4 separate regions of the Mus musculus genome follow, and all the other regions are linked to region 1. A link is a loop called in an ENCODE intact Hi-C map of the cell type or tissue named here. Cell type or tissue: gastrocnemius. All regions are shown on one strand.

Region 1 (8,000 bases):
ATCATTCTTGGAAGGCTGAAAGTCCCAGCTAACCAGTGTTTTCTAAATGATTAACACATAATATTCATGTGCTTATGAGTATGTGGTAAAAGGAACTACTCAAAAGAAAATATAAAACAGTTATTTTTTAATTTTAAATATTTTAAAAGATTTATTTATTTATTATGTATACAATGTTCTGCCTGCATGGCCAGAAGAGAGCACCAGATCTCGTTATAGCTGGTTATGAGTTGTTGGGAACTGAACTCAGAACTTCTGGAAGAGCAGCTGGTGCTCTTAACCTCTGAGCCATCTCTCCAGCCATATATGTATGTATGTATGTATGTATGTATATATGTATGTATATATGTATGTATGTATGCATATGTATGTGTATATGTGTGTGTGTGTGTGTGTGTGTGTGTGTGTGTGTATATATATATATATATATATATATATATATATATTTAAACTTATTCACTTTACATTCTGCTCGCTGCCCTCCTCCCCAACAGTCTTTCTCCCATGCTAGAACCCCTTCTCTGAGTGGGTGAGGGCCCTCTGATATCCCTCAACCCTGGCACATCAAGTCTCTGCAAGGCTAGGTGCGTCCTCTCCCACTGTAGAGGAGGGTTTTGTTTGTTTGTTTTGTTTTTTAAAATGTATATATGTGAAAAGTTTGTTGCTGTGGTTTCAGAGTCCATGTTGTACTGACTCCTCCTACTTATTTGTCTGATAATTCTTATCAGTTTTTGGTATTATGTTGAAGAATGCCCATAATTTAAAAAAAATACTATTAAAATGCTAATGTTGTTTCAAACCTTCATATCTTAAGTCCTGGTTTTCTCTTATATATCAACCAAAATGACTAAAGCAACAAATTGCATATAGAAACATAAATGAACTAGTCTGTCTTTTATTTAGCCAGTCCTTGAGGACATTTGAAAAAAAAATGTAAAAACAGTGCCATCCTTTTAGATTTTTATTAAAAATAGTTGTTTCATTAAGATGCATTTTAATATCAGTATGTGGTAGATTTTAATTTCTAATATAATAGATGTTGACATAACCTATACATATTCTCAGTAGTTTTTCAGTCTCAAGAGATCTTCATATAAAAGTTGATAATTTTTAATGCTACAAGGTGATAAATAGCCAGTCTTAAAGTGCTTTGCATAGAAGTTTACTTTGGATTCTTCTTAATGTTTCTAAAATTATTTAATTTTTGTAAGGAGGCCAGCACGTAATGTCCTTAGTATTCTCATAGGAATGGGACACAGCAAATCTAAAATTGTTTCTAATTTTGCTATTAAGAGTCTTCTTTGTGACTCTGTTATGCTTTTCTCTAGTGAATTTTAGGTACTAAAAATAATTGGAATTCAGAATTAGAAGTAAGTCACTAGAGTCAAAAATGAAGTTTTTCGATACTGTTAAGGTGAAGTAGGGCAATGATCTGAGCATGCTCTGTTCTTACAATTCTCCATGCATTACATGATAGAGTGAGTCAAATCTATAGACGTCTAAAAAAACATCAGGGATTGTTGTTTGTTTTGTTAAAACAATTTCTTAAATCTTAATCCAGTTATACCAAACAGAACAAAAATAATCACTTATTCCTGTCTTTTTTCATATAACTCTTAAAACTATCAAAACTTATGAAAATAGCTATAAAAATGAACAATAGTGGCTTCTAGGATAACTCATCAGTCTCTCATTGTAGACAGATTTTTAAAAATGCTTCCTGTTCCTCCTGCAGTTACTAACTAAAATGATTCTAGGAATCTACATGCTTTATTGTTGACTCATTCACAGCACCAGGGGAAACTAGAAGAAAGTTCAGGTTCACAGACGAAGAGTGTTCAGAGTACTCAGAATCACACAGATAATTCAAGTTTTCTTAAGTTTAATACTGATGTAGATTTATCTTTTATCAGGAAACATAAATATAGGCTCTCAAACTCTTAATTTTTAAAGGGTGGGGGTCTATCAACACCATCTAGCTTTAGTATCAGTCATATAGTACAATGGACAGTTTGTTTTATACATGGCTACCTAGTGTAACAAAGTTAGTCACTTGAATACAACTTGTGTAGGTTACTGGGTCCCTATTTAACATAGATTTAAGTTTTCCTAATACTTCACTGTGGAATTAAGCCTACATTGCAATAAAATATAATTCATTTGTCTAGATCATATGACTGCAGTCAATTTTGACATAACTTTTGACTATAGATAAGAGTATTATAAACATGTCCAAAGCTTAAGAATTTATTTATTAGCCTTGTACTGGTGGCATAAACCTTTCACCCCAGCACTTTGGAGGCAGAGGCAGGTGGATCTCTTAAGTTTGAGGACACCCTATTCTATAGAGTGATTTTTCAAGATAGTTAGGGCTATACAGAGAAATCCTGACTTGGGGAAAGGGAGAAAAGGAAAGAGAGGGAAGGAGAGAGAGAGAGAGAGAGAGAGAGAGAGAGAGAGAGAGAGAGAGAGAGAGAGAGAGAGAGAGAGAGAGAGAGAGAGGAATTTTAAGGTTTTCATAATAATTTTGAAAAACTTTAGGATAATTTAAGATGCAGTTCTAACATTAAATAAAGATGCTTAGACTACAAAGGGAAAGCTATAGGTATGGAGTGAAGATACTGCAATGCCATATGTAACTGCTATATATTTTATAGAACAGAAACAGAAAAAGTAACAGGAGGCCGAGGCAATAGATTCCTATGAATCAGCACCATGTCTCGCAAACTCTTAGTATTATTGGTTCTTACACCCTAAATTATTTTTTGGAGGGAATTGGTGAGTTCCCTAAAACAAGACATATTTAAGTAGATTCATAGAGGCTAAGAATTTAAGCCAGAAAAAAAATGAAGGTAATATTGACCACTTATAGGATTCGAGAGGAGACATGTGAACTTATGTGCTCTGATAACTGAGTTGTAGCTTTCTACAAATAACTGCCTGTAATTTTGCATATTTGGATAATTACAACCTGAGACAGTTAGAAACTATTTGCATTTATTGAAGTCAAAGCCATATACCTGCTATTTAAGATTTACAATGGCCTTACCGTTGTGGGTATTTGTTTACTACTGTCACCAGTTTGGATTGCTCTTGTAGCACATCTTAATAGTAATAGGTATTTGAAGTAATTGCTTTGGTATATTTTTAAAAGGAAGTAGTCCTTTGTGGCCAAATGACTTTTAATATATTTAAGGAACTAACATAAAAGTTTATTTAATATCTAGTTAGATGATTATATATTAATCATCTAATATATAGTTATTATTAAGATATGTTTCTCATTTCACAGTACAAATGAGTCAGCAGTTCATATTAAACCATTTTAAAGGCACAGAGAATAATAGTACCATTCGGAACTTGGGAATTATTAGCTCATTTTACTTTGATGTTAGACACCCTCACTTCCAAGAGCCATCTTTAGATCATTCCTTGAGGAAATAATTTTTGCATGCTTTAAGATCTTAGTGGCCTCTAGTGGTAATGTGATACCATAGTTTTAGTCCCAGTTCTTATTAATATAAATCCATTTTGTAGATGTAGTCACTCAGCTCTTTACATTGCTCATTCAATTCTTGATTAATTGTATTCTCAAATCCTCTTCATCCCTAGACGAGAAATTGTTGTCCTTTCTTTTCACTGTTATCCCTGCTCCTATATTTTTAGTAATATCGGTTTAGTTCTGAAACAGCCTCCCATTGTCTCAATGTAAACTATGTTGATTACTATATTAAGCTTTTGGTACGTTTTCATCTTGGAATGTTTGAGCTTTTCTAAAGATTGTAGGAAGAAGTCTTCCTTAATCCATTATAATAGATTATAAAAGTAATTTTAGTTCATTGAGATTCATGTTTAGAATCACTTCTATTAATTCACCATATGAGAATTTTATATTTCAAATATTGGTGTACTAGGCATGAGAATGGTTTATTAATTGGTTTTTATTTTTTGCTACACAGATGTAAAAGGCCCACCAACCCACCGTCTGTCTTGTGGTCAGTCACCCTATACTGAGACGACATCATGGGAGAGGAAGTACTGCATCCTCACAGACAGCCAGTTGGTGTTGCTCAACAAGGAGAAGGAGGTGAGCTACAAAGCTACTGCTTATTTCTAAGCACATTTCTAAAGTTACATACTTTTTAGTTGTATTTTGATAAGGTTTCATTGTAAAATACAGACTCTAGCAACCATAAACTGTAGTGTAAGTGGGTACTATTGTTAAAATGATATGTTGCTGCAATGAAATAGCAAGCTCCACAGGCAAGACTGGATCTTGAGTAGGAAAACATAAAAACCACACTGAATTGATAAATTTGGAATGAGAGGCATTAAGTTGTGGAATCTGGTCCTGCAAATGGTCTAGATGAGCTAAATGATCTGTTCACTCCTGTGCTGACTAGTTTCTTGTCAGCTTCACACAAGAGAGTCATTTTGGCAGAAAATGCTCAGTGGAGAAAATGCCCTCATCAGATTGGCCTGTAAGCAAGCCTGTGGTGCATTTTCTTGATTGATGTTGGAGGTGTTATGGCTGGTGGTTCTAAGTACTATAAGAAATCAGGCTAAACCAGACATGAGGAGCAAGACTATAAGCAGCAGTCCTGTCTGGCCTCGGCTTCAGCCTCTAGGTTCCTGCTGTTTGAGTTCCTACCCTGACTTTCCCCAGTAATGCACTATAATTTGAAGCTATAAGCTGAAATAAACCTTTATTTCCCATGTCACTTTTGGTAGCTGTGTTTTATCATAGTAGTAGAAACCCTAAGACAAAACCCATCACAAAAAGTTCCTGTTCAGTTAAGTACTATCTTAGTTAGGGCTTCTGTGGCTGTGAGGAGACACCATGCCCATAGAAAGTCTTATAAATGAAAACATTTAATTGAGCTGCCTTATAGTTCAGAGGTTTATTACATTATTGTCATAGTGGGAAGCATGGTGGCACATAGGCCAGACATGGTGCTGGAGAGGTAACTAAGCATACTACACCTGGATCTGCAGGCAGCAGGAAGATACAGTGAACCACTAGGCCTGGGTGGAGCATCTGAAACCTCAAAGCCTACCTTCCAGTGAGTGACACACCAACAAAGCTACACCTCCTAACTGGGCTGCTCCCTGTGGGCCTATGGGTACCATTTTTATTCAAACTACCACAAGTACTCCTTTCTGGGTCCTCTTCATCTTCTATAGAATGTCATATGTCCTTTTCCTTTTTGTATGGGTGCATGCATGCGCATCTGTGGGGAGTTGGGGGGTGAATATGGGGAATAGAACCTAGGAAATCCTTCATATTAGTCAAGTATTTTATCACTGAACTACATCTTAGCCCATTTAGCTTTTGATGCTAACTGCTATAAGTAATTTTAGATGTCTGAGAACCTTCATTCCCTACATTTAACTCTTGCTCTGGGTCTGTATATTTTCACTTTCTGACCTTATCTTCACTCATATTTCCCACCTCTTGAAGTAATTCATTTCCTGCTACAACTTAGAATAGAACTGCTGTTTCTTCTGCCTTGTCTCTGTAGGGGTCTCTTAACTTAATGGTTGAGTAATGCACTGTTGTGTATGTGTGCCACATTTTTTTAAAAAAATCCATTTAGCTTTTGATGGATACCTGGTTTTGATATTGGAAAATTTGAGGAGTTCCATGTGAGTTGCCAAATGTTTCCAGAGACTTCTGGGTCCTTTCTTGGGACTCTTAGTCTTCTTGATAAAGTAATATCAAGAACACACTCTGAAGGAAGCTTAAGGACAATTTTATTAACTTTAAAAAAAAAATCCTCAGAGCAGGCAAGCTTCAAATCTCAGCAGCCACATGGAAGAGGAAGATAGAGAAGAAAAAGAAAAAGTCATTCTATTTGACTCAAGCCAGCTTGGAAGGGTGGAGCCACACTGCAGAGATGTTGCCATACGGTGGGGAGGAGAGCTTTAGAAAAGGAAGTCCAGAGTACCAGAAAAAGCAAACTTAGGTGCTGGTCAGTATCAGACAGAGACAGAAGAGAAAAAGGAAGAAGAGGAGAAAGAAGAAGAAGAAAGATAAAGTTAGGTGTTTCTGAGTCAGAACTCAGAAAGTTGGAAGACCCAGCAGAGCCTCATAGTGGTTTATAGGGACTGGGTTTGGGGATGAGCATTCGTGGAAGGAAAAGTACATTATCCCATTAAAGGGATAGTTATTCCTCCTAGCTATTTAGCAATTAAGATTAATCTTAAGATGAATCTTCCTTCAGGATGGGTGGTCCCTTGATTGCCTGGTCCAGCTTGATTAACTTTTATCTAGAGGTGGATTACATTGCTTTGAGTAGCAGGCAACAGCTTTCCCATTATGGGTCTTCAATGCTTCCATAGCAGTTTAATTCTCTCTTAGCCATTGTGGATAGTGTTTTAATAAATATACGAATGCAGAAAACACTTATAGTAGTTCACTTTTCTCTGGTTATATATTTAGTATTTTTATCTACAACTTCTGGTATAACTGCATGGCTTTAGTTTTATAGCATTTGTCACCTTATAAAATAGTAAATAATTTATTATGTTATTATCATTTGTTCTACTTTAAGCTTTAAAATAAGAGGTTTTTTTTTGGTTTGGAGGTGTATCCCCCAGTGTTTATAAATTTATGACAAAGGAAAGGAGGGAAGAAAGTAGGAAGGGAGGGAGGGAAGAAGGAAGAAAGGAAAAGAAAGTAATTGTTTTGGGACTTTTGTTTTGTATATAAATATGGCCTTAAACTTGCTTGGTAAATCCAAAATATCCTCAAACTCAAGATCCTCCTTCCTGAGCCTTGTGAATGTCAAGATCACAGGCACACACTCTCACCTGACAGGAATTCCTTGTATGCATTTATGGAACAAATTTTACCAAAAAAAAAAAAAAAAAAAAAAACCAACCAACCAAACAACCCCCCCCCCAAAAAAAAAAAACAGTTTATAAACTTTGTTCCCAAAATATCTGATTCTTTCCTATATCCTTGAGATCTCCTCCATCCTTTCCCCTTTGTTTAGTGTGTTAGTCCACTTTCTATTTATACAACAGACACTTGAGGTGCTAAGCTTTCAGGAGAAAAGGGTTACTCTGGCTCACAGTTCTATAGGTTCCCCTCTTCGGTCAGTGGGTCTCATTTGGAGGTTCCCCTCCAATGCACCCATTGCATCTGGGTGAGTAATGAGGCAGTATATCATGGCCACAATGTCTAACAAAGCAGAACTGGTTACCTTCAGGCTGAGAAGCAACACAAGAAGATGGAGTCAGTGAACCTCGCCACTGTTGCCCTTTTGGGCATGCTTCCCACTAGTGTAAAGGCCCCTCAGTGGGCCCCACTTCTGAAAGTATCCGCTATCTCCTGATTCTTTGAACACTTAAGAATTTATACTATCATATAATCCTACTTAGGACATGAAAGCATTTTTTTTTCTAAAGCTAAATCATGTACCACAATGTAGTATCCTGTATTACTGAACATCTAACACACAGTGATGTAATCACAAAGAAGCAGCCCCATTGTGGTATTTAAGATAAATATAAAATCATCACTATTTCAAACTAGACAGAGTAGTAGTTTTATAATGTTCTGGATGTACCAAATGCCATTAAACTATTCACTTTTAAGTGCTAGATTTTATATGAATTTTATTTCACTATGTTTTAAAAATTATTATTGTAACTACAAAGGAAAGTTTAAGTGAATTCTTGCCTTAGGTGGGTTAGATTTATAGTAGAAAATACCAAAAAGTGCCTTTACAGAAATACCAGTATCTTGTCTGTGTTTTAAGGGAGAAATAATAGTTTTCCGGGAGGGAATGAGGGAAAAGCAATCATAATTATAAGTATATCATCCAGAAACATCTAGCAAACATTAAACATTCCCAGCTTTTGGAACAGTTTACAAAATAAAAAGTAATAGTTAGCAAGAACCAACTAATCAAGAACAGTGAAGGCCATGATAAAGAGTTCTGTCTTTACTTTTTCAAATGATCTAGAGCATAGAAAGTATTTATTAGGTTAAT
Region 2 (8,000 bases), 150 kb before region 1:
CTATCTAACAAAGTAAAGCACAACACTTTGTGCTTTGTTCTATGACAGAGGGGTACAACGGGTTGTCGGACCACAAAGGAAGGCTAGCCCGCCCCTGCCATTGGCAATTATTTTAGAAAAGCCTCATAGATGTTTTTAAAAACAGTCTTAGGCAACCAGACGGCACAGCCAGCGTTGTCCTTAGTAAAGGATGGCGCACAGGAGAATACTTCACGTTCCAGGTGGTCAAATTCTGGTTTGAGCCAAGGAACAGTGAAAAATGGGGTTGAGACAGAAAGACCGGAAGCTTTAGAGTCAAGCAGTTAAGAGCTCCGGCTCCCTCACTTTCCGGCCCTACATTCTCAACCAAAGGACTTCTCCCTGGATCTCAGTTTCCCCGTTTATAAAATGACTGGGATCACAGATACCAGGTACGCCAAATGCCTGACACAGCATATGCTTCCTAAATCCATGCTGATTGCTCTTTATCACCGTTTATCTACAAAAGTCTTCATGGCCTGTAGTACACCCACCTTTTCTTTCAAATCAATGGAAACATAAATATTTTATGGATGAATTGATTCGCTTAACACGTATTTATTAAACACCACATGTGCCAGACAGACGCTAGATTCTGGGAATGCAACAGCGAGCAAAACAGACAAAACTCTGCCCTGGTGGGACTTAGAGTTCCTAAAGAGAGAAGAGAGGGTGGCTCACGCGCGTCTGGGAGAGAACTGCCCACTTCGTGGCCTCCGGAGGCTCTTCAATTCCCTGATTTAAAAAAAAAAAAAAAAAGTTAATAAACCGGGAAAACAAAGTTCCCAGGAGGTCTAGATGTTAATCCCACTTCCTAACAACAACGGGGAGCCTCCTGTCCTCCCCCTTAATCGCTACTTGCTTATCAAGCCCCAGCATCCTGTTGTGACCCAGGGGAACGGGTGAGTTGTGTTGTTTGGCAGGAAGAAATGTCAAGGAGGGCTAAAGCGGTCCTTGGGCTCCGGTGCCTGAAGTGGTGACTGGAGGAAATGGAAAATTGCACACACAAAAAGACCATCCAGACTGCGCGATTTGCCTATCTCGGCTGCCGAGCGATAAGCAAGCTCCCGGGCCTCAGGAGGGTGCAGAGGGGCTGCTATTTCAGCAGCAGGACAATCATACTTCACAGGTGTGATTAGCTTTAAGAAAGACCTCACCACAGGAATCTCACTTAATCCTCAGATTCTGTGGGGTAGGAATTAACCCCATTAATCCCACCTTGCCCTCAGATGTTAACTCCTCCCTCTCCGAGGCCTCCTTCCATGTGGCTCGTGACTACGTATGTAATTAAGTCATACATGAAGTGGGGGTTTCATTTTTACTTCATTCCTTACCCCTCCCTGCGAATCACAGCCAGCTCCTCACAGCCGACTCCACTAAGCTTCCCTTCCTTCACTGTCTCAACTGTGCACCAACGCCCAGAGCAGTAAGACTGTTCGAGCTGTCCCCAGTGACCTGTTTGCCGGGTCTCACAGGCTCTTGTCAGTCTCTAACATGGCTGGCTCATTGCAGCTTCTGAAGCCAGCCCTCTGCTCATTCTCCTCCTGGTCCCGTCGTTGTTTTCTGAGTCTCCTCTACTACCCAGTGCTTTCAGACACTGCACACCTGTCTGTTTCTCCCTTTCCCTCGGGGAATTCTTTTTCCTATTACAGCTTCTGATTCAGAGCCCTGCTTCCTACCTTGGTCTCACCACCTGTGACTTCTCACTCTCCTCAGCCTTAAATACACACTCCATTCCTGGCCCCAGCTTTCACATGACCACCATTTAGAGTTTTTTTTTTTGTTGTTGTTGTTTTTTGTTTTTTGTTTTTGTTTTTTTTTTTTTAAAAAAAGCACTTAGCATCTGGTTTTGTTTTTTGGTTTTTGTTTGTGTGTTTGTTTTTTTGGTTTTTGAGACTGGGTTTCTCTTGGCTGTCCTGGAACTCACTCTGTAGACCAGGCTAGCCTCGAACTCAGAAATCTGCTTGCCTCTGCCTCCCAAGTGCTGGGATTAAAGGCGTTCGCCACCATTGTCCAGCTTAGCATCTGGTTTTATGACATTCTAAGATCTCTTCACCCTGAATAAAGCATGAAGAACTTCAGGATAGACATGCAGACTTCTCAGGTTCTGCCTTCTGAGTGCCTGACTCAGTGCCTGGGACCTGGCAGACGCTAAACTTAGAGGTGTTTGGCAAGTTCTCCAGAGTCAAGCAATTGGAGGGTGCAGCTAATTTGGTTTTCTCTGACTCTCAGCCTCAGCCCGGGAACACAGCAAGGTTACAAGAACTTTATTCTTAACACTTAGTCAATCAAGGGGCAAGATGTCGGGGAGGATTTCCTTTTCCACAAACACTGCTCATTTACCAGGTGTGGAAGGGTTAGTGTTTGTGTAATCTTCCTTTCAGGCTCCCCAGGATAAGAGAGGAAAGGGGAAAAAAAAAAGGAAATTAAGAAAAGAAAGACCCACCTCCCGTCTGTCTCTTCCTCCCAGTGGACAGCACTGCTCTCACTTCCTTTTGAGCCAGGAGGCAGGAAGCCTAGCTTAGCTCCTGAACCTCCCCGTTAGCCTTAGGTTTCCTTACAGATGACTGTGCTAGGGAATGATCTAATAGGACAATTCACAGGACTAGCCATGGAGATAGACTGTCTACTACCATCGTGAAGCAACATTCCTGGAAATGCCCCCCCCCCAACATCTCTCCCCACCCCCCAAGAAAGGAAACTTCGATTTCCCTGGGATAAACAAGCTTTCTAGAGAGAGAGGCTCTGTCACAGACAATTTGTGAACTCGCCAATTACAAGCTCAAGTTCCACCCAAATACACACAATCAAAGGCTTTTACCAAGGCCATCATTATATGTGCATGGGCTTCCTGCTGTCTGGGGAACGTTTTTTAACACTGCAGTGGTGCAGGGGAAAAAATGTCATCAAAGCATCGAGGTAGAGATGGTTTGCCTAGAGTGGCAGGGTCTTTTTTTCCACCTGATGGCTTACTTCACCTTGTCCTTTTAATGCCACAGCCTGGGAGGGAGCGAAGGAAACCAAGAGGAAAAGAGTGGGCTGGGTTGTGCATGTAATTTGTCTCACCATTTTAGACGGCTCTTTTAATGAGCTTTCTCATTAAGGGCTCTGTGAGTTTATGCTTAAAGTTTTCCGGAAAAGCCGATTAGCCAGCTGAAATCAGATGGCACCTTCCCAGCCGTGGCTTCTTTTCCAGGTACTGAAAGAGAGACTATGTAAGAAGAGAGACCTGACCTAGCAAATATGAAAGCAAATGATGTAACGTTAGGCAATCCCTACGAAAATACTAGTGGTCATCAATTATTAGATTATCGGAGGCATCGGTGATAGCTTTGCTCTGTTCAACTTGTTCCTGAGAACAGAGAGGATAATTGTCTTGTGCTATCCTAGCCCTGAGCTCGGATTTCCTGTAGAGCGCATATTATATTGCATCAAAGATAAAGTGCCCTCTGGGCTTTGACCCCTGAAAGTTGGGCACTCAGTCTTACCTAGTCCTCCTTCTTATTTCCAGGCCCCAGTGCAGCACTCAGATCCAGTATTAAATCCAAATCCACTAAATAAGGTTCACCATTGCACTGACCCAATGAGGGGCCACCAGGACAGGAAAAAGTGCATCAATGATTTAAGTGAGTACCAGGCTGCACACCAGAGAACTTGATCAAGTGGCAGGACTCCACAAACATTTTAATGTGCTGACAGCCCCTAAGTAGGGCAACAGCCTTCAGTTAAAACTGTCCAGAGGGAGAGATGTATTGAGATCCAGGGAGACAATTGCTTTGTTGCTATGAGCATCCTCTGTTGGGTTTCTGAGTATGAATGGGTCCTTTTCATAACGGAGAGCTGGATGTGGCTTTTGCTTTGTTTGCCTTGCCAGTGAGTTTACTTAACAGAATCCAAGCACAGATGCACGAAAGTGAATCCTAGCTGTTGCCTATGCTTGAGCCGATTGTCCAGGATACCCACGCTTCTGCTTGGATGGTACAAATAATGCCCTACTCCCAGTGCCTCTAGAGACTTCGGGATATGATATATTTGCACAGCTTAACACAGTGTTGGCCATAAGGATATGTATCATGAGGCATAAAACAAGAAGGGGGGCTGGAGCTACCCGTCATTACTGATTCACTGGACTGTGTAGAAACACCAAGAGGGGGTGATACAATCCTTCCCAAAATGTTTGCTGAATGACCCAGCCCCTGACCCCCACCCCTTTACAAGTCTGGTGAAGAATAAATAGTCTAGTGTCCATGCCAGGGATGCTTGCTCTGTCTCTCTGTCTCTGTCTCTCCATCTCTCCCTCCTCTCTCCGTCTACACACACACACACACACACACACACACACACACACAGAGTCAGTGAGCAGTGAATGGTCCATGCCCAGCGACATCAAAATGAGCTTGGATGTTCTCACATCGAGTGCGTAGGCCCTTTGCGGTGCAATCAAGGACAGCAGCAGCAGATCCCTGAAGGTGCTGATGAAGAAAAGAGTTGGTCTTCCAACTGGTATGGCACCCTATGGGTTGGCATGTATAGTTTAGGCAAACCCCCCAGATGGTTCTGCTTCCTGCTCAAGTTCAAGGACTTCTGGCCTGGCAGAGCCTCCGGTCACTAGAGGGCAGCCTGAAGCAGCCTTTTCGAGCGCTTCTCCCTTGCCAACTGCCAAAGCTGTGGTGCCCATGTTGTTCTGGCCAGTAGCTTGCCAGCCCACCCAGGAACCGGTTTCCTTCCAGAAACTTGTCTCGTTGCCACAGCACTGAATATATCCTGCATGCATTTCACAGTGGCACTATCAGAAATCCGATTCCCAGAGAAAAATGAGTCCTTAAAGATGTACAGATTGTGCATTCTCAAACATTAGATATTGGAAGAATCGAAGGCATTCTTCCTACTCCCAAAAAGTTCAAAGATAAGGCAAAACTATAAAGATATCTTTTTTAAAAGATTATAATGAGTTAGCAGTTTTCAAGTTAATAGAATAGAGTGGTAAGTTAGACATAGATGCTTGCCTATATTCATCAAGGAGCCCCAGGCCCAAGGGGGCTGAATGGCATCATTGCAGACTAAGATGTTTGTAAATTATTGTGGGGAGGGTAGGATGAAAGGGGACCTTGGAATAAAGTGAGACCCAGAGTCTAACTCAAGGCCTTCTCCTGGTGCCTCAGCGGGTACTTTAAATATCATCAGCCATCAATTTTCATATTGGCACAGTGTTGTGGATTCAATACAAGCTTGCAGAGCACTACTGGGTGCCAAGCTCTGGGAATACAATGGTAGGTAGACAAGACAGAGACCTTCATACCGCCCTCAGCCATTTACAGTCCAGTGTGGGAAATGAATGAGCAGTTCTGAATCAACGTACTGGGTGGCAGGTAAGGTAGGGTCTGTGAGTGTCCGTAGGAGAGAAGCCTAACTCAGGGTCCAGGTGAAGAAAGAAGGAAGGCTTCCTGGAGGTAGAGCCCTCCAGTGGGATCATCGAATACAGGAGTTAGAAGCAAAGAAAGGTCAGGGAAGAGAGGAAGCAAGGCCTATTTAAGGAACTGAAAGAAGAGCCTGTAAGTGGGTAAGAGGGAGCCCAAGAGGCAGAGCCCAGCATTTAAGAAGCCTGTTCTAGGGCTGGTGAGATGGCTCAGTGGGTTAGAGCACCCGACTGCTCTTCCGAAGGTCCAGAGTTCAAATCCCAGCAACCACATGGTGGCTCACAACCATCTGTAACAAGATCTGACCCCCTCTTCTGAGTGTCTGAAGACAGCTACAATGTACTTACATATAATAAATAAATAAATAAATAAATAAATAAATCTTTTAAAAAAAAAAAAAAAAAGAAGAAGCCTGTTCTAGTGGGGATATTCGGTAATAACCCTTAGGGCACTTGGGAATCGCTAAAGGGTCAGGAGTAGTGGTGGGAGTCAGGTCCCCACATTTGGGAGCGCCTGCTGATGCAGGGTCAACGCTACCTCGGAACACTAGCAAACAAGTCTGCAGGACTCCGCCTTGCCCTTTAACTGGACCTTTCCGGTTTCCTTCCTCCGTCCATATTCATCAGTTTTCCCTGAAACTCTTTCAAAACAGAGCTCTATTTTAAGGTCATCTTCACTGGGAAGGAAGCAAGAAGAACCTAGCATGTGACTGTCATGCTTGCTGGACTTACTTGCCTGCCCTCAAGTCCCAGCGTTCCTTGCAGCAGGTGATCTCTAAGGAAGGACAGGGACAGAGGGAGGCAGGGGGATACCAAGTCCCAAACCTGTTTTCTTCTAGGTTAGACAGATTCACACTTGTCTTATGAAGGCAAGACAGAGAGGAAAACGCAGAATCTTTTGGGTCCCTGCCCAGAACATATGCAAAATGTACAGAGAGGCCTTGTCTCCCCCGGGGGGGGGGGGGTAGCTGATGCTCAGGTCTTTCCTTTGGCCCATGTGTCCAAATGTAAAACCCCTAATCCAGCCTCCAGTCCTGAGCTACAGGTTGCTCAGAAGCAGGTGATAACAGTAAACTTTAATGACCAGCAGGCTCGCCGGGAAGCACAGCCGTTTAAGCCTTATTTAATTAAAGTCTAATTCTATGCTTGTTTGCCTAAAGACTGATATAAAAAAGCTCCCACTGCCAGCAGGTTTAATGGACTCCACCCCACGTCTATCCCACGGTAGCCTATACTCTATTCTCGTTTCCTAAAACGGAGAATAAGCCTTCAGATAACACCCGTTCCTCCACTCTGGCCCCTGGGACGGGAGGCTCACACCCAGTTTTCTTTCCATCAGAGCAAGGAAGAGTCTGTGTTGTGTGCAGGGCCTGGAGCCTCTGGTCACAAAAATAAACCACTGGAGCGCACGGACTTTCCTTTCCTGACAGTGAGCTTAGTCAGGAAGAGGCACTTGCACAAGATATTTTCCCCATGTTTTTCAAAAGGCATTCAAGGGAGAAACAAAGGGGTGGAAAGAAGGCTTCTTAGCCCATCCTCTTTATTCCCCAAAACAGGCTCCAGGGAAGCCATCCCTACCCCTATCCTTATAGCTCCCTCTTCGGTGTGCACCCACCCCTTCCCACCCCAACATCCTTCCAGATTCCTTTTGCACACTGCTCCACTGAGACTTAAACGAACCACCGTCTCTCTGATTGTTGGGCTCATAACTGAAACTTCCCACACAGCAATATGAAGAGACGTATGATTCAAGCCTCTCCGTTCCAGAAATATTATTAGTCTCGAAAAAAAAAAAAAAAAAAAAAAAAAACAACAGGGGCCTGCTCTATGTCTGTCACCTGAAATAAACTCCCAGTTTCTTCCTCTGCTTCCCAGATGCTCGATTCTAAAGATTATTCAAGCTTCTTTTACCACCCCCAGGTTCCCTACCCCAACAGTTCTAGAGAGAGGGAGGAGGAAGGTGAAGCCCTCAGACGTTGGCCCCAGGAAGGCGGGGCGGGGCTGGACGGGACAGGGGGATGAGGGTGGGGGATAGTGTTGGGATGGGGGAGATGTGGTCACAGGGAGCGAAAATGCGCTGGCTTAACCTCTGAGACTCCCTAGAGACTCCAGTTTGTGTCTCTTTGCGGAGCTCAGAACAGCCTGTATGTTCTCGTCTCCCTGTTGTGTGCCAGGCGCTTCCCCAGTGAGATATCTCCAGTAGAAGCTTTTCCTGTGAGGGGTGGGGAGCTTTTGTTCTCTTCGAAATCTGGTGCAGCTAATTAAAAGCATTGTCCTGGGAGGCGGGAAGTGGAGGGCTTCCAGGGACCCGTGTTTTTTACCGGGGAAGAGTGGCTGCTGTGTGCTATTGAGATGTTCTTGATCTCTTGGCCCTGCTGGGCCAGCCACTTCAGGGGGAGATTTTGATAAAGCCCAGTAAAGTAAAAATAGACTCGTGTAGCAACGGCTCTCCTTTTCTTCCTTTAGCATGTGTTCTGAGAGGTGCTGGGTTGCAATTACAAACCATTTCAGAGAAAGGCCCTCCAATAGTTGGGCTTTTGACTCCTATTGACCCGGAGCATTTTGG
Region 3 (8,000 bases), 110 kb before region 1:
ATTTATTGTGTTGATCCCAGAAGTGAAACAGGAACAAATGGAGGAAGCTGGGGGTCACTGTCAGCTTGGAGAATAAGGAAGGACTTGATTAAGGCCTTTGGCATTTGATGGGGTTGCTTCCTTGCAGCTAGGAGTAAACAAAGAGCTAGGTATTTTGGGAGCGTGCTTTGCATGCTGGCTAGGGGTGGGGGTGGGGATCACATTTGAGTGATGTCCCTTTTAGACATGGAATGGTTCTGCATTTTTCTTTCCTTTTGTAGGCGATATGATCTGGTCCTAACTACACTTGATGATAAATCACCTATAAGGAAGGTAAGATAAAATTGGAAGCAGAGCCGGGCGTGGTGGCGCACGCCTTTTATCTCAGCACTCGGGAGGCAGAGACAGGTGGATTTCTGAGTTCAAGGCCAGCCTGGTCTACAAAGTGAGCTCCAGGACAGCCAGGGCTATACAGAGAAACCCTGTCTCGAAAAACCAAAAAAAAAAAAAAAAAAAAAAAAAAAAAAAAAAAAATTGGAAGCAGAAAGTCCTCAGGGGAAAGAACGCAGCTAACCAGGTGCCATGAGAGGGTATAAATGACTGGATTTCTGTGAGTCTGAAGTAGGATCTACTAGCTCCTTTACAATAAATTAGAGACCGGGAGGCTGTCTGGGTGAGGGAAACAGGGGACACAAAGAGATTTGGGAAGTGTTGCGTCTGAAATCCAGGAAATGCCATCTTGGTGGATGTAGTCAACATTTATAAACTCCTGATTGGACCTCAGCACTGCAGATGGGTTGGTGATAAGGTGTCCTAAACTCAACATTATCCAGCTGACACTATAGTCACAGAAGTGCTTGGATTATCTAGGGGGATTGGAGATCTAGGGGAAGGCTCAACACTTCCCTTGTATCACCAACATTGTACAAAGCAATCCGGAAAGCGCTAGGGCCCTATGCTCAAGAAGAAAGGGGGTGCAGAAAAGAAGCCGGCCTCCTGACTTCCTGTTTATGGGATTATCTGCTGAGAGAAGTGGGGGAGGGCACTTACAAGGGTGGGACCTCCTGAGGTATGTGCAGTTTCAGACAGAGGAAAGAGGGAAGACAAACAAACCTGTTAGGTTGTAACAGCCAAGACTCAAAACCCTCATCTCCATTTAAGATTAGTGATACAGGCTCACAAGCAGTGACCTCTTTTATCTTTTAGAAAGCTCAGACTGTTCCTGGATTTTGCTTTTTAGGCCATCATCTGGGAAACTCCTCCTGTCACTCCTCACATCTTTCCACAGGTTCCTAATCTCAGTTCCCACTTGTCCTAGTTGTTGGGTTTGATTTTGGGGAACAAGAGGACCAGTGATTATCCACTTCACAGATGTGCTGAGCATCTTAAAGCTCCAAAGCAGAAGGACAAAGCAGGTGGAAATGAATCTTCAACTCTTTCATAGTCTGTTCGCGAACTAGGATTTATAGCATACAAAAGTCTGTTTTCACTTTAAAATCCAGAAATATACTGCAGAGATACCACAGGTACAAATGCAAGTGGCATTAACTACCTTGAGCAATACAAATTGGTTTATTACTTTTTGTTTTTCTATGTTATTTTTCTTAATGATAATCACTTTCAGGAAAAAAAAATGACCTTTCCTCACAAATATCAGAACAACTCTACCTGCTGCAAACCCAAAAATCCTTAAGAATGCAGATTTATTAATAAACTAAGCAGGGCAGTAGTGGCACATGCCATTAATCCCAGAACTCTGGAGGCAGAGGCAGGTGGATCTCTTCTGTGAGCCAAAAGCCAGAATGGTCTATGGAGTGAGTTCCAAGACAGCCAAAACTATACAGAGAAACCCTATCTTGCTCCCTCCCCTCAAATTAGGCTACTAATGGTTTCTTGTTTGTTTTTATTCAGAGACTCAAGTAGCCAGGCTGGTCTCCAAATCTCTATGTACCCAAGAGTGACCTGGACTCCTGATACTCCTGCTTCTACCTCCCAGGAGGGATTATAGGCAGTGCCATCCTTTCCTGCAGAAGGCTAGAGTTTTAATTCAGTTATCTTCAGAAAGATGATTTATTAGTACTCTGTGCTTCATTATTTTTCCATTGGCTAAAAGACTGTTTTTAAAATTCTGTTTCTATTACAGAATTATTTACCCTCCATGTCGTGAAAGTATTTTCCTTTAGACCTAGAGACATTAGATGCATTCCAGATGTATGTTACTTGGGTGACTGGATGATGGTGTGCAACTAGTACGAGCTCAGGATGCCAAAGTGAAGTAGTGACTAGTTTTAGTGGTCTGGATGGAAACAGAGGTTACTAAGGAAGCAGGATAAGAGGGAGTTTGACAGAGCCTTTCCCTTAAGAGACATGATGGCACTTAGATCAATTTTTGGAAAACCTTTTTCCCTTCATTTTATATACCACTCCTAATGCTGCTTTGGGGATAACAGCTTGGGTAAATACATCCATACATATGAGTAGATACTTTGATTTGTACGGCTGGTGTCCATATTCACTTACTCTTTGAGACATCAACAATAATTCAATACAAATGGAAATCCTATGCCAAGGGTTTTCTCTCTCTCTCCTTCCCTCCCTCTACTGCAAAAGGACAATGTCCCTTCAGAGATCTTTACAAATTGGAGTTGAGTTGGGTATGGTGGCCAACACCTTTAATCCCAGCACTCGGGAGGCAGAGGCAGGCCTATTTCTTTGAGTTCAGAGCCAGCCTGGCCTACAAAGCATGTTCCAGGGCAGCCAGGGCTGGTACACAGAGGAACCCTGTCTTGAAACTAAACGGAAGGAAGGAAGGAAGGAAGGAAGGAAGGAAGGAAGGAAGGAAGGAAGGAAGGAAGGAAAGAAGGGAGAAAGAAAACACTAGATTTGTTTAGGGCTGGGTCCTGTAACTTCTAGCTTCCTTATCTCTCATTTATTAAAATTGGAGAGCTGACTGTAGTCAGATAGCAAGCAAGTGGGCTTCTATATACCGGGAGGGATTACTCTACTTCATTGCTAAGCACCAGATTAACAAATCTAATCACAGAGTTCTTGAAGGATCAGAGTTGAAGAAATCAGTATCACTGAGAGCTTGTAAGACGTACCTGTTGCATTGCTGGCTGCTTTGGCAGGTGATGTGGACTGTCCTGTCTGCACCTGTTAAACAAGAGGAAGGGTGAGAGGATCTTTAAAGTCACTTCTTGTTTTAACATGCTATTACTCTATGTAAAATTTGGGAGAAAATTATAAAATGCATGCTATAACTCCCATAAAACACAAAAACACATGAGAATTCCTAAAACCTAGAAAATTAGATTGACCTCTTATAGAAGGTCAAAGTAGAGAGAAATGAGGGCTGGGGTGGGCTGGGACACAACAAAAACCCTCCCCCAAATATTTTTTAGCATCATCTAATTATGAAAAATTCCTGATTGGTTTGAAGTAGCCATGTTCATAAATTGTTGAAAAACCTGATTTGTCAACATAATTTAAATTGGTAAATTTCTACCCGAAATTATTATTATTACTATTATTTATTTATTTATTTATTTATTTATTTACTTATGCCTAAAATCTCTGAAATCTGGATTGGTGAATCCCGCTTTGGGTGGGCACAAAACGAAGCCAATGTTAAGGAGGAAGACAGTTTACACATAGACCAAAAATAAAACCCAAGTGACACTGTTAGAAGAGAAGCCAACAGATTGCAAAGATCAAAGGCAAAAAAGAGAAGCTTGTTTGGTTAATGCTGGGGCTTTGGGGCATTTCATGTACTTGCGGGGCTCGTCCATCCATCCGCACCACACATCGTAGCCATGCTATTCTAAACTGATGATAAATCCAGCTCCAGGGCGGACAGGGCGCAAAGCCGGGATCTCGCACAGATCTCAGGATCCAAGACGCGGGGCCAGATCTCCCTTGTGGAGGAACCATGGCGTTTCTTCCGAGGTGACTGTTAGATAAAGCAGCGTCTTCATGTTCTTCGTCCGAGAAAGAAGCATTGGTCCAGAAATCAACAGGATAGGGGCTAAGATAAAAGGGAAGCGCCTTTCCCATCTTTTTAAATTTCCCGCACCCCGTTTTCTCTCCGCCTCCCCAACACCGTCTCTGCTTCCACCAGCAGCTCGAGGATCCCCGCACCGAGAGGCGGTCGGAGCAGGATAGTCTTAGGAAAGTAGGCGGGCCTGGCCCGCTGAGTATTTCGGTGCCCGATTTTTGCTGTCTTCGGCGGCAGTTCCTCCTCCGCTCGGTTACTGGATTGCACACGCGGCCGTGAGCTCGGCACTCGATTGCTTCGGCCTATCACCCTGGGATGCCGCCTGCCGCCGCCGCCAGCGCCGCGGCTGCCGGGCTTGTGGGTTTCTCAGAGGAGCGCGAGCCGGAGGAGCCCAAGCAGCGGCCGGAGCGGCGGCCTGAGAGTTAGCGGGCCGGCCTGCGCGTTCCGCGGGAGCAAGCCGACGCCAGGCGGACAGAAGCTGGGCCGGGGCGCGCCCCTCAGGCTGAGGGAGCCGGCGCTTTGAGCCCCCGAGGCGACGGCGGCGGGAGCCGGTCAGAGGGGGCGGCCCCTGGCGGCGACGCCCCCGAGCCCAGCCCTGCCTGGCCGAGCTCCATCCTCAGCCCAAGCCCGGGCGGCCCGCGAACGCGCCCGCGGGGGTTGAGCAGGGCTGCGTGGGGGCGGGAGGTGAGCCCGCGCTCCCGGGTGCTCCGCGTCCGCTCCGGACCCGCACCTGAGCCGGGACCCGCCTCCGCTCCGGACCACGCTGGACCCGCCTCCCGGCCCGGGTCCCACCCTCCGCTTGCAGGTGGGCTGCGGCGCCCGGCCTTCGGGCGGTGGGCGGCGGGGAAGGAGGTGAGCGGTGTCCGCGCCCGCAGCCGTTCGGGTGCTGGTGGCCGCGCCGTCGTCCCTTTCCCGCAGCCGGGAAGCCCGCCCCGCCGCCGCCGCCTGCTCCCTCTGGGACACCATGGAGCTGTCTCCGTCGTCCGGAGGAGCCGCGGAGGCGCTGTCGTGGCCGGAGATGTTCACGGGGCTGGAGTCCGACTCGCCGCTGCCCCCGGAGGATCTGGACGCGGTCGTCCCAGTCAGCGGAGCAGTGGCCGGTGGCATGCTGGATCGGATCCTTCTGGAGTCAGTGTGCCAGCAGCAGAGCTGGGTCCGGGTGTTCGGTAAGGATCACAAGTCGTCTGCCTCAGAGGCTGGCGTTTCTCATCTTTCCTTGGGCTCCGATGCATTCTTAGTCCCCCATCTATCCTAGGTCAGCTGTCCACATCTTTTTTTGGTTGTTGTTGTTGTTGTTGCAGAAAATGCTTTTTGACAAGTTTATCCAATATATAGCGCCTGGTTATGTGACTCAGTAGGCTCCTTTGGACCTCTTTAGATATCCACAGTAAGTTTATAGAGTTGAGCTATCTGGACGTAATTCTTAGGTGATTAATTAAAGGCACTTGCTGCTGAGTCCTCAGGAAGGTAGAATGGAACAAGGCACAAAACCAAGTGAATGGGATTTCATTTCCTTCCTGTTGTGTGAAGCAAGTGTTGAGAGAAAGATATGAAAAAGCTTAGTAGAAGATGAGCTAATGAATGAAAAACAAAACAAAACAAAATCGAGGGGTTGTGGGTGGGGGGCAGAGATGGGAGAGACACCCAGCCCTAGCCGTAGCCCTTGCACCAGCCCCAGTTCAAGTGTTTGGTAGCAGTAGATTTACCGACAGCTTTTCCTTGAACCGTACTCTCTGCTTGTCCTGAGTGTGTAGGTTGTTTCAGATTGCACTGCTGTTTCTGGTTTTCGTGGTTAAGCTACCCGGTTGTCACTCAGCAGGTTTAAAGTGATGAACACACTAAAGAAACTTTCCCTTTCTGCATTCCGAGTAACCATCTTTTAAATTAAACCTGAATGATGATTTTCTATTCAGGAAAGGCTGTGGCAACGTTAAACATGCTGTATGCATGGGTTAGCTGTGGCTTTCCAAAATATCAAGCTAGCAGAATGTTTCTGCTACACATGACCATAAAAGACATAGTAATGTGGTTGAATATAAGATGACCAATTTGAAGTATCTGGAATCACACAGTGTTGAGATGCTGTCCTGCAGTTTTGTTTGTCTAATATGCTGTTAGTGATCAGCATATTGTATTTATGGCTTGGCTTTCATACTTCCAAATAGGTTCTGTGCTTTATAATTCAAGACCATCTTTTCATGGTTTATAAGTTGTCTTTTGGACAGTTCAGTTGACTTCAGGAAAGATCCCAGACATTTGAATTCTTGCCTCAGTTCTGTCACTAAAAATTATTAAACAATTTAGGGCAGATAAGGCCATCTTTTTGCCTCAAATTCCTTATCTACAAAATGAGTGGATTAAATAATCTGTAGGGTCTTTTTAGTTATATAAAAAAAGCAACTCTCCTTATAGCTAGTTCTTAGAAATTTATGTATATACTACTTAGAATTTTGCTGGTGTTTCTAAATGTTTTTTTTTCTTTCTTTCTTTTTTCTCTTCCTTTTTGCTAAATGGGGGAATTAAAGCAAAGAGGTGGGAACTGACGCAGAGTTACTCAATTCATTCTCAGCAGGTTGGATTAAAAGCTTTGCTGCCTGGTAGTCCACCTGTCTGCTAGTTCAGGTTAGCTGATCACTTATAACAAAAGTTGATGAGAGTCTAAAAATGACTATAAATTGGAATACATTGTGGTTACATTTTATCTTCTGTCTGTATACACTTTCTCTTACTGTTTTTATACAATGTTAGAGAGAGGACCATGTTAGTATATATGATAATTGGCTGACAAGTGTTCAGAGCTGGATATTCTAGACCTTATTATTGTACATATCCTTCACATGTAACCCATGTAAATTTTTACTAATGTTTTGGTAGTCTGTTCTAGAACTGGACTTGTCATATGCACACACGTCTAAATATGTTTGAAGAAACCTAGAAATTAGTAGCACACAACTAGGGCCAAGAACCAGATAGTTTTCTTTTTGGTTTTGCCACAGCTTCGTTGTCATTTAATTTTGTCTGAGTCATTTTTATCTCCCTGGCTCCAGGTTTCTGCATACAATGTGGAATCTGAAGTAGTTGGCTTACATGCACATAAATTCATGCACAAGAAGTTATTCAGAGGAAGTATTTCTATGTTTAGTGGTAGAATTTCCACTGCATCATCTTTTTTTTTTTAATGTTTGATTTTTGTCAGTTAATTAAAACTCAGTTTTACTTGCTGTTTAATGCTGCTGCTTTTCTTTTAAGGATTTTTCCCTGGAGACTGCTTTGTTGTCCATACAAACCAAAACTAAGGGGGTCTTGCTTGTTTTAGATAGTTTTAAAATTGTTTATTGAGCCAGGCGTGGTGGCGCATGCCTTTAATCCCAGCACTTGGGAGGCAGAGGTAGGTGAATTTCTGAGTTCAAGGCCAGCCTGGTCTACAGAGTGAGTTCCAGGACAGCTAGGACTATGCAGAGAAACCCTGTCTTGACAAAACAAAAAACAAAAAACAAACAAAAAATTGTTTATTGTATGATTCTTTGAGGTTAGAATAATGTGGAAAATCAATTTTTAAAATTTATTTAAGCAGGGTCTCACTGCGTAGCCCTGGCTGGCCTGAAATTTGCCATATAGTCCAGGCTGGTCTCAAACTCATTGAGAACTACTTGCCTCTACCTCCTGAAATGCCTGGATTAAAGGCATGGGCAACCATGCCCAGCAAGAAAGTAAACATTTATGGAATATGTTTTTTTTTGTTTGTTTGTTTCTTGTCCGATTTGTGTATTCTTGGGTTATCTTTGATCCTCTACATAATTTATAGAGACTTTTTTTTTTTTAAGTGTGGTCCACTTGTTTCAGAGAAGTTTTCACTCCTCTCCTCTAAGTTTGTGGATTAAATATGGACTGTGGTCTAATTGGTCCCATTATTTAACTACAACTTGGCCTACAGATTCTGTCCTGACTTTTGAAGCCAGCTGTTGAACAAGCTCTCAGTTGAGCGCTTTTTAACTCACCATCAGGAGGACTCTGTTCTCACAAGGTA
Region 4 (8,000 bases), 160 kb before region 1:
GTGAAGGGGTCCTCAAGGACATGGCCTGTGTTTATGCAGGCAACGCTCAGTTCAACAGGATGGATTAGTGTCATCTGCCCTTTCTTCATCCACTTCTGCAATTTATGAGCCTCTCAAATTTATGAATAGTTTACTTGCTCTGTCAGAGGAATAACTTAATTGTGACATCTTCCACTGGTCTAGTCTCTAAGCAAACACAGACAGAAGGAACTGGGTCCTAGTATTAACACACAACCAAAAACCCCAAACATAACAGCTATGTTGTAATCATGCAATCACTATAATCTTTATATTTATCCCTATAAAATATTCATGTACTATAAACATACTAAGCTCTACTTAAATCTCCTTAAATAAACTTCAACAACAAAAATCCATGCACTTAAGGTCTAAAAATAGTTGGGGGGTGGGGAGGTGGCTCATGCCTTTAAACCCAGCACTTGGGAGGTAGAGGTGGGTAGATCTCTGTGAATTTGAGGCCAGCCTGGTCTACAGAGTGAGTTCCAGGACAGTCAGGACTACACAGAAAAACCTGCCTTGAAAAAAACAAAAATGGTCTAAAAGTAACCAGACAGAGCACAGTAAAATTCAGACAGTGAGCTACTAAGATATGTCTAAACTTTTTCCTTCCTCTTCTTCCTTTTGGGCCTTCTGCGTTAAGCTTCTTAAGGTCTATGCCAATAAGGCTACAGATTGTAGCTGCAAGCATGGTCGAGATCCTTCAGAGAAAAACTGTAACTGAGGCAACACTAAGAAGGCAAAGGACCGAGGAGGGTTAACAGAAAAGAATTCTGGAGAACACAACACTGTGTAAACAGTTGCCCATTTATTCATTTTAAAGTAGTTAGTGAATGTCCTCGTTAGTACTGGCTGTCAACTTGACACAGGCCAGAAGTATCTGAGGGAGTCTCAATTATGGGGTTGCCTCAGTCAGACTGGCCTGTGGGCATGTCTGTGGGGCATTTTCTTGATTGCTAATTGATGTATAATGGTCCAGCCCACTGGGAGTGGTACCATCTCTGGGCAGATGGGCCTGGGCAATTCCTCCATGGTTTCTGCTTCAGTTCCTGATAGAAGTGTAAGCCAAATAAACCCTTTCCTTCCCAAGTTGATTCTGGTCAGAGTGGTTTATCCCAGCAACAGAAAATCTAACTAGACCACTGAGTGTCATCTATGGATTGGTACAATGCTAAGCTGGGGACACAATAGGCCTATAGGGGGAGAGTCATGAGGTAGTTACTCTAACAATGATAGTGACATAAATAACAGAAACCTCACTGGTCAAGCCTGGCAGAGAGTGGGGAGTAGTGTCTGAGAAGATGGGTGTGGCTCTGAAGACTCTAAATTCTTCTTTTCTGAAGTAGCAGTCACTTGGTCCCCCGTACTCACCCGGTGTAAAGGGAAGAGGAGGCTTTTCCTGATACTGACCACGACAGGCCAAAATATCAGCAAAGTTAACACCACAGAAATGAACATCAACTCTGACCTGCAGAAGAAACACAGCACAACAAAACAGAGACGTATACACCCTAGAGACAATGTTCATTCAGTAATAATGCATTTCAAAAGGGCTACTGAACGAATGACAACCATATGCCAGACAATGAACCATGAGCCAGATTATCAGGAGGCAAAATGGACCGAGTTTCTGCCGTTGTGGACCTATAAGTATAGCAGAAAAGGCACCAACTAAATAATAATAAAGCTAACAAAGCCATATGTTGTTGAGTCAGAATCTCACTATGTAGCCCAGGCTGGCCTCAAACTCACTATGTAGTCCATGCTGGCCTCAAACTTAAAATCTTCCCTGTGGCCTCTCAAAATTATAAACCTGAACCACCATGCGTGGCTCATATGTGTTAAATTATAACCTAACATAAAGTCTTAAAGGTAGGAGAAAGCACATGATGAGGGTATGTGACCTCTTGAGGAATGCCAAGGAAAACTAGGAAAGTAACCCTTGCACTAGTAAAAGCCAAGAGTTAATGATTCAAACTTGGAGGTGAACGCTTGGTGCTTGGCACAGACAAAAGCTATGGCGTGTGCAGATGCCCTGCGTGAGGGACAAAAGAAAAACTAGCAAGTCTAGAACTGGAAGAGGAGAGAGCGACAAGGAGTGAGAGCTCCACACTACACTGAGATTTGTAGGTCTGAACTGAGGAAGGTCCTTCATACTGGGAACAACAGAACGCCACTAAGCAGGGGGTTGCGGCGTTGTCTGAGCAAAGGCAATATGCTGGAATTTGAGTAGCTCGAACCCGGGAGGACAGCCTAGATCCCTGTCTTCTATGCTCTTGACAAAGTCATCACTGAGGTAGAACTACAACCACATGGCCAGCAGTTTCTCTAGAGCAGTGGTTTTCAACCTTCCTAATGCTGCGACCATTTAACACAGTTCCTCATGTGGTGGTGAGCCCCAACCATAAAATTATTTTCATTGCTACTTCATAACCGCAATTTGCTACTGTCATGAGTTGTAAGGTAAATGCCTTGGTATGCAAGGTATCTGAGATGGGACCCCTGTGAAAGGGTCATCTGTAGTGGCTATTCCTGGTTGTCAACTTGACTATATTTGGAATGAACTACAATCCAGAATTGAAAGGCTCACCAGTGACCCTTATCTGGAGGCTTGGAGATCCTTATCTGGATCTTGGTTAGGAGATCTTGAGCCATAGTGGCTATGGATTCCAGAAGATTAAATCTCCGAGTTTAAGGAACACACCTTTAATCTGGGCTACACCTTTGATCTGGGATTAAAGGTGTGGTGGAACACACCTTTAATCTGGGCTACACCTTCTGTTGGAAACAATATAAGGACATTGGAAGAAGGGAGTCTAGCTCTGGCTCCTTCGCCTGCTTGCTGTGTGAGACTGAGTAACTGCTAGATCCTTGGACTTCCATTCACAGCTGCGACTGAACAATTGTTGGGAATTGGGCTGCCGACTGTAAGTCATCAATAAATTCCTTTACTATCTAGAGACTGTCCATAAGTTCTGTGACTCTAGAGAACCCTGACTAATACAGTCATCCAACCCCTAAAGGGGTCACAATCCATAGCTGAGAACCACTACTCTAGACCTTTTGAGGAGCCAGTGAGTTTCAAAAGGTGGTGGGTCCAGGACCATCATCACTGGCATCATCTGCGATTTGGTTAGAAATTCAAACTTCACCTTGTGTTGGGGTGAAGTTTGCCCTTAACGACAGCACTGAGAAGACAGAGATGGGCAGATTTCTATGAGTTCCAGGCCAGCTAGGGATACATAATGAGACTCTTGTCTTAAAAAAAAAAAAAAAAAAAAGAAGTTCCAACTTTGAGGCCACACCCCATACTGACTCATACATGGGAAGATAGGAGAGGCTCAGCAACCTGTCTGAACAGGCCCAGAGAACTCTGGTGCTCATCAGAGAATGCAGCCCACAAGGGTGGGGATCCCAAAAGGTGCCAGCTGGAATCCCAGATCAATGTGCTCTACGTGTTTACGTTTACTGGAGAGGTGGCGGGTTGGTTAGAAGCCATTCTTTATCTATCAAAATCATTCATTTCTCAGTTCTTTAAGTATGTGCCACATGCCAGGGCCCGTTGCAAACTCCAGGGATTTAAAGGCAAAGAAAAATAACATAAAAACACTCTCAGAAGCTAGCTCCTTACAATGCAAACAGCAAAACTGGGGAGCCCATGCCTCCGCATCCAAAAACTGGAGTACTTATTGACTGGTGGATAGCATGTCCACTGTCCTCAAGACACTCCACCTTGGTTTAAAAACAACTTAGCCAAGAGTAGGGAGGCATTTCTGCACTCCGGAGACTGACACAAGAAGACTGTAAGTTCAGTTCCAGCCTGGATGACATGGTGTTATCCCAGAAATGAATGACTCAAGATGAGGGAAGTTGAATGGCTGTGATCACCCTCTCTTCCAATAATCTGTTTTAACCACAGGCCCCATTTGGGTGACCTTTACAACTGTAGCTGCATCTCTGCCTCTCATGAGCGACCCCTAACATGAAGATACTCTTGCGTACTCCACCCTGTTTCAAATTGTCATTCTCTACTACATATGTGTCACACGCTGTCACCAAAGTGGTCAACAGGCAAGGCCAAGGTGACTTCCACATTTCCTGGCAGGAAAAGGATCTCATCCCAAATTACAGCAGGACATAAGAGGAGCCCAGGCTTGTATTCTTCATGAGATAGATTGGGATGGGGGCAATGGTTCGGGGACCCGTACATAATTTGATACTGACCCTGAAGAGGGGCTAAGCAAAGGATAAGGGTCCTTTTGTCTGTATTGTTATGTAAAGTCCTGTGTAAATCAGACACAGTTTCTAAGGCAACGGCTCTGGAGCTCTCTGAGAGGCCTATGCTTGAGATTTGAGGGAGGGCTTCCTTGACATTTCTAGCCTTTCCGTGAACCTTGAAAGGGCTTGACCTTCCAACCTAAAGTGGGTGCGCTCCAGCCTCTGGTCGCCCCCTACGCTTGGGAACTAGGATTTTGACCGAAGCAGGAAGCCCACGAGTGCTGGGCCGAGAAAGTCAGAGGCTCTGAACTATACAAGGAGGCATCCCGGGGTCAAGCTTGTCACCCTACCTCCTGTGGCCCGACGGGGCGGGGAGCCACCTCTTGAATGGTCAGGGGCTGCTTCAACTCGGTGCAGAGTGCAGCTCGGTAGTGCCGGCCTTGGCCCTGCCAGGCTTGCCTGCAACAAAGAAAAGGGAGCTGGTTTTCTCAGCAGTACCCCTGGGGTCTGTAAGGGGGCCGGGGGGGGGGCGGGGGGGGGGGGAGTTGGGCTTGCACCTGCAGAGCCACACCGGAGGGAGGCAACGCGTACACAGCCTTGCTGCCATGGCCAGCTGAAGTCGCGAGGGGCGTGGCCAGCATGTGGCAGGAAGAGCTCTGGGGAGAGCGGAAAGGCGTCCCAGGACGTGCCTGCTCTGGCCGGGTGACCTGACCGGCAGGCGGAGCTCTTGTCTGTCTGTGCAGGGGACTGTCAGCCCCACACCACTTCTAGGGTTAGACCAAACAGTGTGTGCAACCCTTGATCTCTTCGCTGGTTCTGGAAAACAAAAAGGAAGCATGAGGGAAATGATTCGATCACCCCAGATTAAGAGTCTTTGAGACAGGGTCTCATTAGGTAGCTCTCACAGTGTTGACCAGGCTGGCCTAGAACATGTCATCTTCCTGCCTCTTGTTTCCTGAGTGCTGGAACTACAGGGTGTGCCTGGAAGACTATTAAATCTGTGTTTGGTAACATTTCAGTAGTAGTTCTGGGGTTCTTTCTAAGAAAGAAGTCCAAAATGCACAGGTGAATCCTTTGATGTCTACATTTGAACTGCTAGAGTTCTTGCCACTAATTTTCTCACACAGGACTAATTATGATAAAAAAAACTAAACTGTTACCAATAGTCTGGTGTTAACTGATCCTGAACAAATCCAAAGAGAATATCCAATTAAAGACAAGCCAGCTGGGCACACGCCTGTAATCCCAGGGCCCAGGAGACAGAGACAAGAAAACTGAACATTCGAATCAGCCAGAGCTACATTGTAAGACCTGTCTCCGATAAAAATAAAAATAAATTAACATGATGACACATGCCTTTAATCCCATCACTCAGAAGGCAAAGATAGGTAAATCTTGGTAAATTTGAGGCCAACTTAGTCTACATAGCCAGTTCCTGGCCAGCCAGGACTACATAGAGAAACCCTGTCTTAAAATATTAGTTAGTAAAAAAATAAATAAAAAGTCAGCCCAAAACTTAATGACTCTCATGCTCCAAAGGTTTACCCCTTGGTAAATGTGATTCAGTGATGACATAAGCCTTAGGGGCACAGGTATGCCCTAGAAGAACCAAAAATAATACTACTGTCTATATGAAATAGTATATAAAATTGCTTTGGCATTGGCAAGATAACTGAGTGGGTAAGGGTGCTTGCTATCAAGGTTGATAAGCTAAATTCAACCCCCAGACGTCACATGGTAGAAAGAGAGACCCTACTCCCAAAAATTGTCCTTTAACCTCCAAATGCTGACCTTACACATGAACCATGTACATGTATGTACACACACACACACACACACACACGTTAGTATTAGATGTAGATCTATCTGACCTATTTAAAACAGCAAGTGACTATACGCCAGCAATGTATGTGAGGTACATGCTATGCTGGAAAGAATGGAAGACTATATCATTGGATAAATAGATTTAACGACAGCATGGCATCTTTGGAAGACATCTGGCCAGAGGGTATAGGCCACAGGTTGAAATCCAGTTCTACCACCTCTTTGGCCACCTCCCTAATGGTTCTCGCCCTCAATTAACTCTTCCATAAGAGAAGGCATTGAGCAGGAACGAACAGCAATTGAATGGAGGAAACTGTAAAGCGAAAAGGAAGGATGCATTTCTGAGTTTATGACCTAAAGGCTTTGAGGGCTGAGGAACCCAAGAACAAATAAGCCCCTCAGGTGTGCAGTAGGCGCTGTCATCATAATCGTACCCGTTGGGAATTTTCAGCTCCACATACAAACAACCGAAGGGAAGCAATGTCTACAATGGGAGATGATTTCTTTTAAAAAACCCATGGCTCCAATGAGACAGGCAGGAAAGCACTCTGTAAACGGCATATAAACCAAGCATGTAAGATGAACTTGGGACCTGGAGATGTAGCTCAGTGCTATGGTGCTCACCCTGGCAAACTAGAGGCCCTGGGTTCAATCTCCAGCAATGTGAAAAAAAGGAAAGATAGGAATAGTGGAGAAATCCATGTCACCACCAAATGGTCATCCTTAAGCCTGTAGTGTAACTCCAGAGTAGAGCACCAACCTAGACTGTAAGGCCCTGAGCTTGATCCATAGCAACGGGGATGGAGGAGGGAGTTCCTGGTTGCCAGGAAAGCCAACAGCAATAAATCTCTAACTTATGAAGTATGTAATGATTGTTTGTTCTGAGTATTAATTGTTATTGCTGTGTAGACCAGGCTGGCCTCAAACTCACAAGAGATCCAACTGGTACCTCCAGAGTGCTGGGATTAAAGGTATACACCACCACACCCAGGCCTAGCAACCATTTCTTAATCTTGTTTAATTTGTAGGATCTGTATAATGCATAACATTTTCAGTATTTAATAGATATGTACCTAATAAATTATTGAACGAGAACTCAGTTATCTAGTATTAATTTTCCAGGTAATTGGAAATAACACTAAGTATTAAGTCTCATATTTGTAATTAAGTGCTTTTACAGAAAGGTTTTCATGTGCAAGTATATGGGGGTGGGGGGGAATGTATGTGTGGTATAAGTTCATGTATGTACAAGGGTGAACATGTCTAGGTTCACACAGAGGCCAGAGAAGGATGTTAAGTATGTTACTCTCTCATTCTCTGCCTTTTCCCTTCAAGACAGAGTCTCTCACTAGACCCGGAGCTAGGCTGGCAGTAAACAAGCTCCAGGGATTCTCCTGTCTTCAACATCCCTCCCCCAAAACACACACAGTTCTGGGGATGGAGCGATGCACACGACCCCTTCAAGCTTTTGAGGAGGCTGCTGGGATTAAAACCAGGCCCTCCTGCTTGTACAGCGGGTACTCTTACTCACCAAGATGCCTATCCAGCTCCAGAAAAAGGTTCTATTGTTGTTTTCACAATATTCTGCCATTCTCAGAGAATATGAAGATCAAGGAGTGTAAGGAAAATTTTCAAGATGGCATTCAACATTTATGAAAAATCTAAAAAAAAAAGTAGAAATCTATTTAAGAGTCCTGAAGGCTGGAGAGATGGCTCAGTGGTTACAAGTACTGACTGCTTTTCCAGAGGACCTGAGTTCAATTCCCAGCAACCACATGGTGGCTCACAACCATCTGTAACGGGATTTGATGTCTTCTCCTGTTGTGTGTGAAGACAGAAAGCTATAGTATACTCACATACATAAAATAAGTAAATCTTTAAAAAGAAAAAAGAGTCTTGAAAGGTGTTGAAAATATTTTAGGTAATTGAAGTGATTTGCG

The links. A loop is a pair of places that touch in the nucleus more often than their neighbours do. Peaks named below come from ENCODE experiments on the same cell type or tissue, not always from the same donor. Only the 100,000 strongest peaks of a DNase experiment are listed, where the experiment ranks them.
Region 2: a loop joins it to region 1, with 4 times the contacts of the local background. A loop is called at or near these places in 17 of 42 quality-filtered maps.
Region 3: it touches region 1 in a loop (2.2-fold over the local background); 6 of 42 quality-filtered maps call a loop at or near these places.
Region 4: a loop joins it to region 1, with 2.9 times the contacts of the local background. A loop is called at or near these places in 17 of 42 quality-filtered maps.

What each region holds. Positions count from the first base shown.
Region 1 is chr1:157,295,224-157,303,223 of GRCm38, reverse strand. Rasal2 (RAS protein activator like 2) reads left to right here. Exons shown (of 18, transcript NM_177644.5): 2 at 3,960-4,087. Among named protein-coding and RNA genes, the nearest start is that of Gm51654, 46 kb to the right of the region's middle. In gastrocnemius, a CTCF peak has its summit at 3,472 (motif pointing left); no DNase peak of the experiment used is centred here; H3K27ac peaks cover 548 bases.
Region 2 is chr1:157,443,167-157,451,166 of GRCm38, reverse strand. No RefSeq gene overlaps it. Among named protein-coding and RNA genes, the nearest start is that of Cryzl2, 11 kb to the left of the region's middle. In gastrocnemius, a CTCF peak has its summit at 4,625 (motif pointing right); DNase peaks (open chromatin) are centred at 897, 2,123, 4,661 and 7,562; H3K4me3 peaks cover 2,590 bases; H3K27ac peaks cover 7,706 bases.
Region 3 is chr1:157,408,876-157,416,875 of GRCm38, reverse strand. Rasal2 (RAS protein activator like 2) reads left to right here and starts at 4,281. Exons shown (of 18, transcript NM_177644.5): 1 at 4,281-5,139. The coding sequence starts at 4,938. 2810025M15Rik (RIKEN cDNA 2810025M15 gene) reads right to left here and starts at 4,524. Exons shown (of 3, transcript NR_027984.1): 1 at 3,751-4,524; 2 at 3,081-3,132. In gastrocnemius, a CTCF peak has its summit at 4,992; DNase peaks (open chromatin) are centred at 4,238, 4,656 and 4,967; H3K4me3 peaks cover 6,049 bases; H3K27ac peaks cover 7,629 bases.
Region 4 is chr1:157,455,439-157,463,438 of GRCm38, reverse strand. It overlaps Cryzl2 (crystallin zeta like 2), which reads right to left and starts at 4,871. Exons shown (of 10, transcript NM_001033284.2): 1 at 4,794-4,871; 2 at 4,587-4,695; 3 at 1,390-1,486. The coding sequence starts at 4,843. In gastrocnemius, a CTCF peak has its summit at 4,934; DNase peaks (open chromatin) are centred at 980, 4,899 and 5,469; H3K4me3 peaks cover 978 bases; H3K27ac peaks cover 1,196 bases.